Linked DNA regions of Homo sapiens: region 2 is linked to region 1. Evidence: chromatin loops called from intact Hi-C (ENCODE). Cell type or tissue: PC-9. All regions are shown on one strand. Links, peaks and the distances in the headings refer to the core of each region. The heading gives the core; the rest is flanking DNA. Region 1 overlaps SSPN-AS1 (SSPN antisense RNA 1). Region 2 has its middle 9.3 kb from the start of SSPN.

Evidence for each region. Hi-C counts contacts between places; a loop is a spot of excess contacts. Peaks named below come from ENCODE experiments on the same cell type or tissue, not always from the same donor. Only the 100,000 strongest peaks of a DNase experiment are listed, where the experiment ranks them.
Region 2: a loop joins it to region 1, with 4 times the contacts of the local background. A loop is called at or near these places in 7 of 110 quality-filtered maps.

Annotation. Positions count from the first base shown.
Region 1 is chr12:26,236,721-26,242,101 of GRCh38, reverse strand. All of the region lies in intron 1 of SSPN-AS1 (SSPN antisense RNA 1), which reads left to right. Among named protein-coding and RNA genes, the nearest start is that of SSPN-AS1, 32 kb to the left of the region's middle. In PC-9, for the core only: no CTCF peak of the experiment used is centred there; a DNase peak (open chromatin) is centred at 2,361; H3K4me3 peaks cover 1,558 bases; H3K27ac peaks cover 3,652 bases.
Region 2 is chr12:26,183,604-26,188,984 of GRCh38, reverse strand. It overlaps a transcript of SSPN not described here. Among named protein-coding and RNA genes, the nearest start is that of SSPN, 9.3 kb to the left of the region's middle. In PC-9, for the core only: no CTCF peak of the experiment used is centred there; a DNase peak (open chromatin) is centred at 3,274; H3K4me3 peaks cover 511 bases; H3K27ac peaks cover 1,909 bases.

The DNA of each region.
Region 1 (5,381 bases), core at 311-5,310:
ACTGAGGCAAGGAGGCACAAACAGATTTGGTGGCTTGTCTGAGGCCTCACTGGAATTCAAACACAGGCAAACTTGTTCCAGAACTATTCTCTTAGTGACCATAATATGTGGCCTCTCCGATACATATAAATACTAATTCAAGAGCTCTTTAAAATATTACTCCGTGGGATTTCTCAAGTCTAGTTAAAGAGCATGGTTTGCATGTTATTTTTATGTACTTAAACTATGTAGACGATTCTTAAGGAGTTTTTGCTTTAAGTTTTATTGTTATTGTGATCTTGAAGTGATAATGTATTGATATTTCAATTCTACTCCTTGCTTCAGTCCTTTAACTTCCCCATTTTTGATCTTGTCTCTAAAATTTCCTAAACTAGAAGTATTTTTAGAGCCAGAAGAGGCCAGGGGACAAATAAGAAGGGAAAATGACTCTATTAGAAGTCTCTATTGGCTTGGTAAATTCCCATAATTTCCAGTTGGAAAACTTTTTTCCTTATAATTTTTGGGTAGCATTTGAATGAAGACACTCTAGAAAGAGTGTTTTATACTATTTTATTAATAATCTTCAGAGAAGATTTACTTAATATACTGCAGAAATAGGGCTTATACAAAGATCCCTTGGTAATTTCTTCCATTTCTTACAGATTCATAGTTAGGACTTTCATCCTAATGTCTATTCTAAATTATTCCTAGTCAGTTAGTGTTGAAAAAGAAAATGGATTTGTAATGACACTTCCATGAGCATTTCGAGCACTGCCTTTTGAGTTCTTGTCCTTGCAGTATAGGTAGCCCCACCCATTTTGGATGCAGATTGTATTCACATAAAACGGAAGCAATTTCATTTTCTTATCTGAGGTGGACTTGAACTTCACCTTGTCTCCTGGGGATAATAAATCAAAAGGAATTGATTTTTTTTTTTTCACATTAAAGTTGGTGGGGTTTTCAAATTATGTGTTCTAAAATTTTGCCCTGTAAAGTAGGCAAGTAGCTCCTTCAAGAAGCTTGGGCCCAAAGACTGAAGAGGTGTGATCCTTGGGGAAATCTCTCTTTTAAAGCCAGAATGAGAAACGCTTTCTACTCTCAGCATTTTGAAATGTGATGAGCTGAAGATGATGAGACCTGAGCCACATGTATACACAAAACTGAGTGTAGCACAATTTCTGGAACTCTCAGTTTTGCAACTGCTGTCCAAAGATGCACGCAGTGAACCTGGTGGACTGGCGCCTGACGTGGAGGCTTTAAGGGAGGTGGGAGGGACAGCCACAGCACGGGTAGGCAGCCTCTCACCTCTCCTCTGCATGCTGCCCAGGGATGCTCCACAAGGCAGTTGGAGAGGGCTGTGCCTCACCAAGTTCAGGAATCCCTTCTGAAAGCTTGTCGAGGACTCACATGTCACTGAGCAGGGAAAGAAATGTGCCTCCACCTGAAACAAGTCACATAGCTGGTCCCAGATGAGAAAATGTCTGCTGCAGAAAGAAAGAAGCAAAGGACTTGCAGGATCCTTGAAAGACCATGAGGTCCATGGGGAGGAGAGAGCAGGCTGGAGCAGGCTGTCCCCTCTCTTTCTCCTGCTCCTCTCCCCAGGGCTGCTCTGGCAGCAGAACCAGATGGAAATGTCACCTAGTGCAGAGTGTTTTATTCTTCCTGGTCTACACCCCACCTTAAACAGTGAAAGCTCCTTGGCAACATCATGCAGAGGTTCTTTTCATTTTTAATTAAATCCTAAGAGATATATTTTTTTTCCTAAAGGTGCCAGCTTAAAATAATTACTAGAATTCCCAACAGGGCTAATCAGAGACTTATAGAAAATAAAAATGAAGGAGAATGCCCTACCCAATGGGTTTCTGTCATTTTGCTCAGAAGGCTCTTGCAGTCCAGGGCAGCGATCACAGTTCTTGGCATTAGGGGCTATTAATAGGAGCCTTGAAATAAATCCCTATCCAGTGAGATAAGGAAAACTTATTTCACTGCCTGAGTATCTCTCCTCTGATGACCAGACACCTTCCATTTTCATCAGCTGTTTATCAAAATCAGATTAGTAAAAGAATAATCAGATCAGAATTGTTTATGCCTGTCTCAATCTTGAATTACAAATGACTTTCATGTGCTGCCTGGGCGAAGTACCGTGACCTATAGATGAACTAGCCTTTGTATTTCCTGCACCTTGTACTGAACTTATAATTTCCCAAAGACCACAAGTCATTAAGTCTCATTGTTGATTATTGATCTAAGTAAGATAGGTGAGGCTAGCTCCATGGGGGCTGTGGATATGTGGGCAATAGATTCTCTTTGTGATAAGTCATAAGTCACTAATGGGTTGTTTTGAGCTCTCCCAAGTGGAAGACAATGGAGCCTTTAGAAGGTTGTGGAGTTACGTAAGACATCTCTTTCCAAACAAAGAGGAGGCAGGACACCCAGCCAAAGGGTTGAGCACAGGAGGCTGTGTGGTCTGGTGGTTCCAGGGAGAGACGTGGGGCCAGGGCTTCCTGGGTTCAGCTACCAGCCGAGACTCTGAGTCAGGGGGGAGCAGAGCCAAGTCTCTTGGCTTGAGGCAGATAGACTGTAAAACCAGGAGAGAGAAAACCGCAGGTCTGTGCTCAAGGACTCTAGGGGAAAAACACATTCTGGAAATTAAAAAAAAAAAGAGAGAGAGAGAGTGAGAGAGAGATCACCCTGTTAAGTTACAATTTGGGACTTTTTCAACAAGAAATGAGCATCTTTCCTGCTGATTGGCTGACATGTCCTCCTCTGGGCAGCACTGTGAAGCCCAGCCAGTATCTGAGGGTGTTCTGTGTGGAATGAATAGAGAAGCTCAGGGGTCTGAGCAAAGCCAGTCAACCTTGGTGAGTTGTCACAAGGAATGCTTAGGGAGCCGGGCCCTGGGAGCAAAGAGGTTCTGCATGAATTCTTCCCTTTCACTCATCCTGTCTTCCACAGTAAAATGTCCTCTGAAATCATGGGAGGAAAAATCCCTTCCTGCCAGCTTCTTCTGGATACCTCCCTTCCACCAGTCTGAGCACAGAGTTGTAACCAGCAACCTGTTTAGCCACAGATCCACACAGGTTTCCAAGCCACAGCCAGGGCTGGGGCTGATGGTCCATGTTCTCCAAGTCCCATGAGCCCTGAAAGTCTGATAATTCTGGTCAGACAGAGTGGGTGGCCACCTACATGGTGAGTTTGAAGGATGACTGGGTGGGTCTCCACTCCTTGGCAGGGTGCCGCATTTCTCTGGATCTGAAAGTTTTTCTGATTGTTAGAAATAGCCTGTTAAAATGAAAACCATATTTATGAAGAAATCTCTGTATTCAGCATGAGCACTTGAGTCAATAATATCTTAATAGAGTCCCATAGAAATGGGACAGGAAATGAAGGAGGGGCAGATTTTGCTGTGGAATAAGGTTGGGGGAGGAAGTTTCTTATCTGGAGGAGCAGAGGGATCCCAGGAGGGGACAGAGAGATGAATCAGGTGGAGAGAGCCTTTCTAATAGTTTCTCCCGGAATGTCTGGAACAATATTAAAATCTAGTGGTGGGTGGGCGTGAATTGTACCAGGAGCAATGCTTTTACTTGTAATTCAAGCCAGGCCAAATGGAATCCACGTTTTCACTTGTGGGCACCTTGTCCAGCCACCAAGTACACTCATGATGTCACTCCTCCCTGCATTTGCCAGAGTGCACATTCCCTGCCACTGGTTAAATAGCCATGCTCAATGTCCCAAGTCCTAAGCTTCCCCATATTAAAATGAAGCAGTGATCTCTCCTTTTACAATCTTATAACCATCCTTTTGTCACTTTGTTGCAATCTAGGGAAAAATTAATAAAAAATTAAGTCTACTCTTGCGAGCAAAAGTATCTGAGGAAGGAACGTTATCTATTTTGTAAAAATACCTGAGTGAAAGAATGAAAACTAATCCACTGAGGTTAGTGACAGCTTTAATCACATAATTTTCAGACTCTGCTTCCTCTGCTTATGATAATTCACTATGGCTGGCGCACCACTTTCAGGCCCTCCCTGGGTAACCGTGCTCTAACAAACACATGTCTAGGAAAACGTAGAGAGACCACTTGGGGGTGGATTTCACAAGATTATTCTCATCTTCTCTGGTCACAGTGCCACTGTCCCCTGTGGTCCTTGAGAGTCCTCCTCCTGCTCTCTACAATCACACCTGGCCAAGCAAAGACAACACAGTGAGAATTTCTGGGGGGAAATGTCTGGGTAGGAAATCAAACAGAGTAAACAAGGCACCCTGCCTAGAGAGAGGTGCTGTCCAAAGTCTCTAGGTTTGGGGTCTCTAAAGCGCCCACTGACCTCTCCTTGTTCAGTTGCCTCGTTGGGTATTGTCTAAGTCTCCTCCACAATTCCTGGCAGCACCAGGTGGGTCTCAGTCCCATTCTGGGCCCTGCCTTCCTCTCCAGCAGGCTTTCCTGTGGGAGAGGAAGGACCAGCCCTTGTCCCACAAAAGTGACTCCAGGCTTCCTCATCCCTCAGTCAGAGAGTCTTGTTAAACAGAAGACTTCATGTCTCAGATAAAATCTGTGTTTTAGTATTACTGTTGTAGTATGTTTTAATATTATGTTATAGTATGTTCATGTAGACATGAATATATCTCCCCCATCCCTTTGATTAAAGGACCTGTCTAATGACACCCTCAAACAACAACAAAAAAACTTCCTCTAAGTACCCATGCTTTGGAAGGGATCAATAAACATATATAAATAAATGTTTGCTGGAAATAATGAGTTGTTGTCTCTGAGCTGGCATCCCCATATATTAGTTTTATTTTCACTTACAATATGAATTTTAAAATATATAATATCTAATATTAGTCTTATGCTTTACAAAGTTTAACTTATAAAATATATGAATGTGCTAAGTGAAAAATAAAATAACATATCATGAACTATTAAGATAGATAGGCTCTATCAAGGGAAAAGGTCAATTAATGGCTGTTTAATTTCAATAACTAAATCTGCCACAAATTTGAAGGTTCATGTAAATGTTTTCATATCCAGTTTGCAGAATGAAGCTCCATTTGGTATTTTCTGATTGTGCTCAAAAGTAAACCTTGTATGATTCTTAAATGAGAATCAGTGACCCACAGGGTCAAGCATACCAAAGGTGCTTAATGGTTGCTTTTAAAATAAATGAGGAATTGTACATTATAACCTAATATATGGTGGACTGATAATGTACAAAAGATTGGTTTCTAAAAGTTGGGGGAAAATACGCTTCTATTACATTAAGTTAGAAGTTATATGAAACACAGGAGAAATATCTCCAGTTCTACTTCTTCCTGGGAGAAGAATTGAGAGAAGACAGTCACATTCAAGACACATCCAAATATGTAAAACAACAAAGGGATCCAACCAATACATAATTTTGTGT
Region 2 (5,381 bases), core at 173-5,172, 53 kb after region 1:
GCCCTTTCCACTTACATTTTATCTTAGCTGAATGACTTAGATTTTTTTATTGTTCAAAAAAATTGCATAAGTACATTGCACTTATAGGCAATCAGACAGGTTACGAGAATACAGTGCTGTGTGGACAGACATCCCCGCCACATACCAGGTTAGTGAGAACAAAGGCTGTCTAGAGTCCTGACCATAAGTCCCATGAGTGCAGAAACAATGCTTCCTTAATCACCATTGGTCCTACAGTGCCTAGCACAGTGCAAAGGTTATAATATGGCTTTAATAAATATTTATAAATCCTAAATAGTCATGGTGTGATCTGGATTCAGATATTTCTGATACAAACAACATTTCTTTAAAATCCTTGAACTGCATATTTTGTCTGTCCATTTTTATTTTGTTTGGAGAGTTGTCTTTAGGAATAACTCAACCAGGACACAGGGATGAATTATAATTAGGTTTTCTAAGTAATAACATTAAACACCCTGTGTCATACATAAACTATAAGATTTTCATTTTGACCAGTAATCCTCTTCTTTAGTTAGAACAGCTGAGTCATTGTCTGACTGCAAGCCAGACTGACATCTTTGATCATTTGTATAATATGCATGTTTCCATGGACTTACCTCCCTGTATTTGGTTCCATATCTAGTCATCACCACCTTTAAAGACATCTTTGGCCCTATGACAAAGCCTTGTGGGTCGTGTTCTTTTTCCCCTACACTTCTATGAATTCTTTCATTTTTATGTGGTTATGAGTACAGATGCTGAGCCCAGACTGCCTGAGTCCCAATCTCAGCTCTAATTCTTACCAGCTGTGTGACTGTGGACATGTTCCTTAACCTCTCTAAGCCTTGGCTTCCTCTCTGCAAAATGTGAATATTACAAATACCTACCTCAGAAGGTTGCTATGAACTATAAGTACAATAGTTGATGCAAACATGGAGAACATTTCCTGGTGTGGATCAATAATCAGTCACTGTTAGCCAGTATCCTAGCCCTGTCGTCTTTTCCTATTCAGTTTTCCCTTCCCATGCATTATCTTTCTGTGCAATTTCTCTTCGGCAATCTTGTCCTCATTCTTTCTCTTCTTATACCCTTCACAAAAACTATCATCCTCCCTGTTCTTCTCTTACACTCACTGCCTGGTATCACTGAAGTTTCAACTGCTGAATTAGTGCTTTGCTTCACAATATCATTTTATTTTTCCTCACCACCACTCTCTGCACTCACACCTAGTTCTGTAATTGAGACTTTTCCAGAATGACCCCTAGAGGAATCAGTGCAGTGCTTTTTCTTCTATAAGTGCATTGTTTTAGCCCATTCCCCTCCTTCTACCTCTGACCCCACCTGCTGGTGCAGAGAAGTGACTATACTCAAATGCTACGTTGCTCACCCCAGCCAATCATAAAAAGTCTGCCGTTCTATTTCTGATCTTTTGCCGTGCACCTCGTGACGGTTACATCAAAATAAGTAGGAAATTCACACTGGATTTCCCCAACTGATTTCAAATTATCTCATAGAAGTTACTGAATTCCTGGTGTATCAAAAACAATGTTTCAATAATCTAACATTAAGCTACATTTAGTCAGATCTTGGCAAGAAAATGTTCACATTTCCCTAACGTTTTCCTCCCTAAAATCTCACACATGGTGTATTGGACATCATTTTGGGGGCCTAAAACTCTCTCTTTATATTGTGGAAAGATCCCTCACCCACACCAACATGGTCTGTGGGACTGCTGCCCACTTCATGACCGTAAGTGGGGCCCTGGGGCGTGGCCTGGCCAAGCTTGGCATCTCTGCCCTGGGGTTAAGGGTTGGGCACAGGGAGGACTAAGCCAGAGCAGGATGAATCAGAACCCTTCCACTAGGCATGAGACAAGGATTCTGGGGTGAAGGGTGCAGACCTTTCTTCCTTTTGGAAGGGGAGCTACCAGTGGGGGGCTTCCTTTCCCACTACTTGAAGACAGTCTTTCTAGGACAGGAGAGAATAAGGCCAATGTACGAAGAGAAACAGAGGCTAAAAGAACCAAAAAGATGGAGTGGGGAAGGGGGAAGAAAGAGAGAGAGAGGCTTGATAACATTATTTAGCCTCAGAAAACAATTACAGCTGAAGCAAGGTCATCCTGAACATCCCAAGGCAGGAGACTGTCTTGTTTACCACTGCATCACCATAGCTGACACACACTTAGAGGCTCAATCCATACTTGTTGAATGGTTAATACATAACCAAGCCAGTAAATATTCCTTTTCTTTAAGTGAGTTATTTCTATCTCTTAAAAGTGAAGGTTCCCTGACTTAGGCAGTAACCCAGGTGAATCTCACTCAGCGCAGCCTATGGGCATCCTCATCTCTACAATAACAGACCTGCAGAAGCAAAAGAAAGTGTGTTGAAATGACAAGTGAGCAGTGAGTTCATTTCCAAAAAGACAAGAAAACTGAATAACAGAATGTTTTTGTCAACTTGTGTGGGAAGACATGAAGCCATTCTAGGGCAGGAGAGATATTTTATATGGTGTCTATTTATAATGCTTTTGCAATTTGGCATATGAGGAAATGCCAGGTGCCTTTTAAGAATCGGTACCACTTTTAGCTGAGGTGTATTTGTATCAGTTAAGTGTCATGCTCAACTATTTAATTATACCTGGAAATTTTGTTGCTCTTTTATTAACCTAAATCATAAAATTAAGTGGTATGTTAATAGATACGTATAGGCACCAGTTTTTAGCCAGGGATGCAGGTCACAAGCACCTGCAAAGCACTTAAAATGGTTGTTGTTTTTTTTTTAACATTCCTGATGCAGTTATGTTTGGGGTGTACCCTCATGATTAAGTCCTCTAAAAACCTGCCAGGACACATCCCAAGCTAAGCTCAACACTTGCCGTCCCTTAAGGCAAAAGGAAGCATTCATTTTCTAAAGACTAACTTTTGCCTTTTCATTTTATTTCTTCTCAGTAGTAGACTGCTTACAAAGCATTCTTTCTTTAGTTCATTCAAGAAACATTTATGGAGTGCCTGATATTGCCAAGCAACCTAGGAGGCACTGGTGATAAAAAGGCAGGTTCCTGCCCTCAAGGAGCTCACATTCAACTGAAGGGAGACAGACACATAATCAGGGAAGTGTCATAAAGGATGACACACGCTGGGACAGAATTGTGTGTAAGGCACAGACAGGCACACAGGGCAAAGTCGCTCTACTACAGCATGTCAATCTCAGGCACAGTCTGTGTTAGGAAATGTGCCGGGAACTGATCACTCACAGACTTGGCACGGCAGGTGGTCACTCATGGCTTGTGGTCATTTATCTCTGAGGTAACTCTGGTATGTGTCAGGGTGGGCCTACTGGTTCGGTCAGGTCATTATCTCAGACTGACCTCAACTTTTCACCCAGCCTACAGCCCCTTCCCTATTCCTAGTCCCTGGAAACAATGCTTCCTAGTGTCACTTCTTTTCTCCCCTGCCCAGGGGGGTAGAGGTATAATCAGACCAGTACAAGGTGCTGTGTGAGTGGGGGAAGAGCTGACCGACTAAATACCCAACCCTTTTTTTGGCCCCTGAGAAGACAGCAGACCTCAATACTAAAGAAGCAAAGTCTGGCCAGAGTTTAGGAATCCCATGCCTGTCAATCATTTGCAATCTTCCTCAACAACTATTTTTTACTTAACATGTTTTTTTGTCCATAAGCAAGTTGCTCCTCACGGGCAGGAACCTGCCTTTTCATCACCAGTGCCTACCAGGTTGCTTGGCAATATTAGGCACTCAATAAATGTTTATTGAATGAACTAAAGAAAGAATGCTATACAGGCAGCCCATACTGAGATATTGACTACATCATGTAAATTTTGGAGAGGAGTATTTTTTTCAGTATCATGGATTATTTTCAGTTCAAGCATTAGCTTAAGTTCTGTTTCTAAGACCTAAGCAATCCATATTTTAAATCTAAAATAATTTAATCTTAGTGTACATTCTGTTTAGAGACAGCAGGGGAAGTATCACAAGAGAAGAAAAGGAAGGATATGTGAAATGTTTATTGAAGCAAGCTGCTTGAGGTTTCCAGCACCTAGAAAAAAACTCACTGAGATGTAAAAATGGTTGCTCATGGGACATGGATATTTTCCTTTTCTCCCTATTTTTGTTGTCTTCTCATGAGCATATTACATTATGATGTAAAAAAAACCCCTTAGTTTTGAAAACTAAGTTTTTACTCCCTTCCTCTCTATGAGAGAAGTTTTTTTCACTTTATTTACCATTTTCTGTAATAGTCTTTCCTCTGTGGATGCTCATCTAGAAGAGAAATTAATTATGCCACTAAGTGGTCTATATATTGACTATATAGACCACTAAAGTTCTCTGGACAGATTTCCAATTTATGTTAATTTTCAAAGTGTCAGTTGATTTTCACTTTCCTCCAACATCCAAAAAGGGAGTCCACAGTCCAGGTCAGATGTATGTAAATAAAAAGTTTACTCTGCCTAAGGGTCTATCCCAAGCCCACTTTCTCTGTGAAGATTTTCCTAACTATTGAGGCCATTGAACTGTGTCTTTCTTGAACTTCTATAAAGTGGCATGTGTCACATCAGTTATTATTTATATAGTTTTGGATTCTGTAATTGTTTTATATGATAGTTTTCATTCATTTATAAGGCATTATGGTTACTGCATGCTAGGAACTGTGTTAGCACTAAGGAAAATGAGTAGGAGGGATTGCAGAAAACAGACACTTAAAATATGTTGTTGTAAATAACTTCAATGTATAAATATACACAGTGCTTTGCAAATCCCAAAAAGGAATTCCTTACTCTTTGCCCATTCAGATTGTCATCTGCAGGCTTTAGAGTAGGAATGTTCCATTTTCCACCCCACACCTTGACTGCCACCCCTCACAAGTGACTGTGGGCTTATTGGATTCCAGCATACCCTCTAGCTCATTGGTTGGAAGCTGGGTGAGCTTGCTTGCTCCTTTTCTCCTCAGGTGTCCACGCAGAACCAAAGGCAGCTGGCTGAGTCAGGGGCTGCTCCCTTAGAAGGCTTATGGCTCTCTGGAGCTCTTATTCACTGACAATTTCCTTTTTTTCTGGTTTCTTCCTTTCATGTTGCCATCGAAAGTGCAGTACAATTTGGGGTGATGACCAGGAACTGTGAAGAGGCTCACTATGAGTGTCTAGCCCAGGCTTTGTGATCCAGTTCAGAATCACCCTCCGACTGGCAGTGGTGTCCAGCTACAAAGCCCAGCCAGCAACTTGCGGCATTCCCTGTTTATATCCTCAGGGATTCATGAGGAAGGGTGGCTGTGGCTTGCAGAAGATCTCAGTATTCTGAATGCCCCTTTCATAATACTATCAACATCTTCCCTAATTTCTAAAATTGGTCATTTTGGCTAGAGATTGA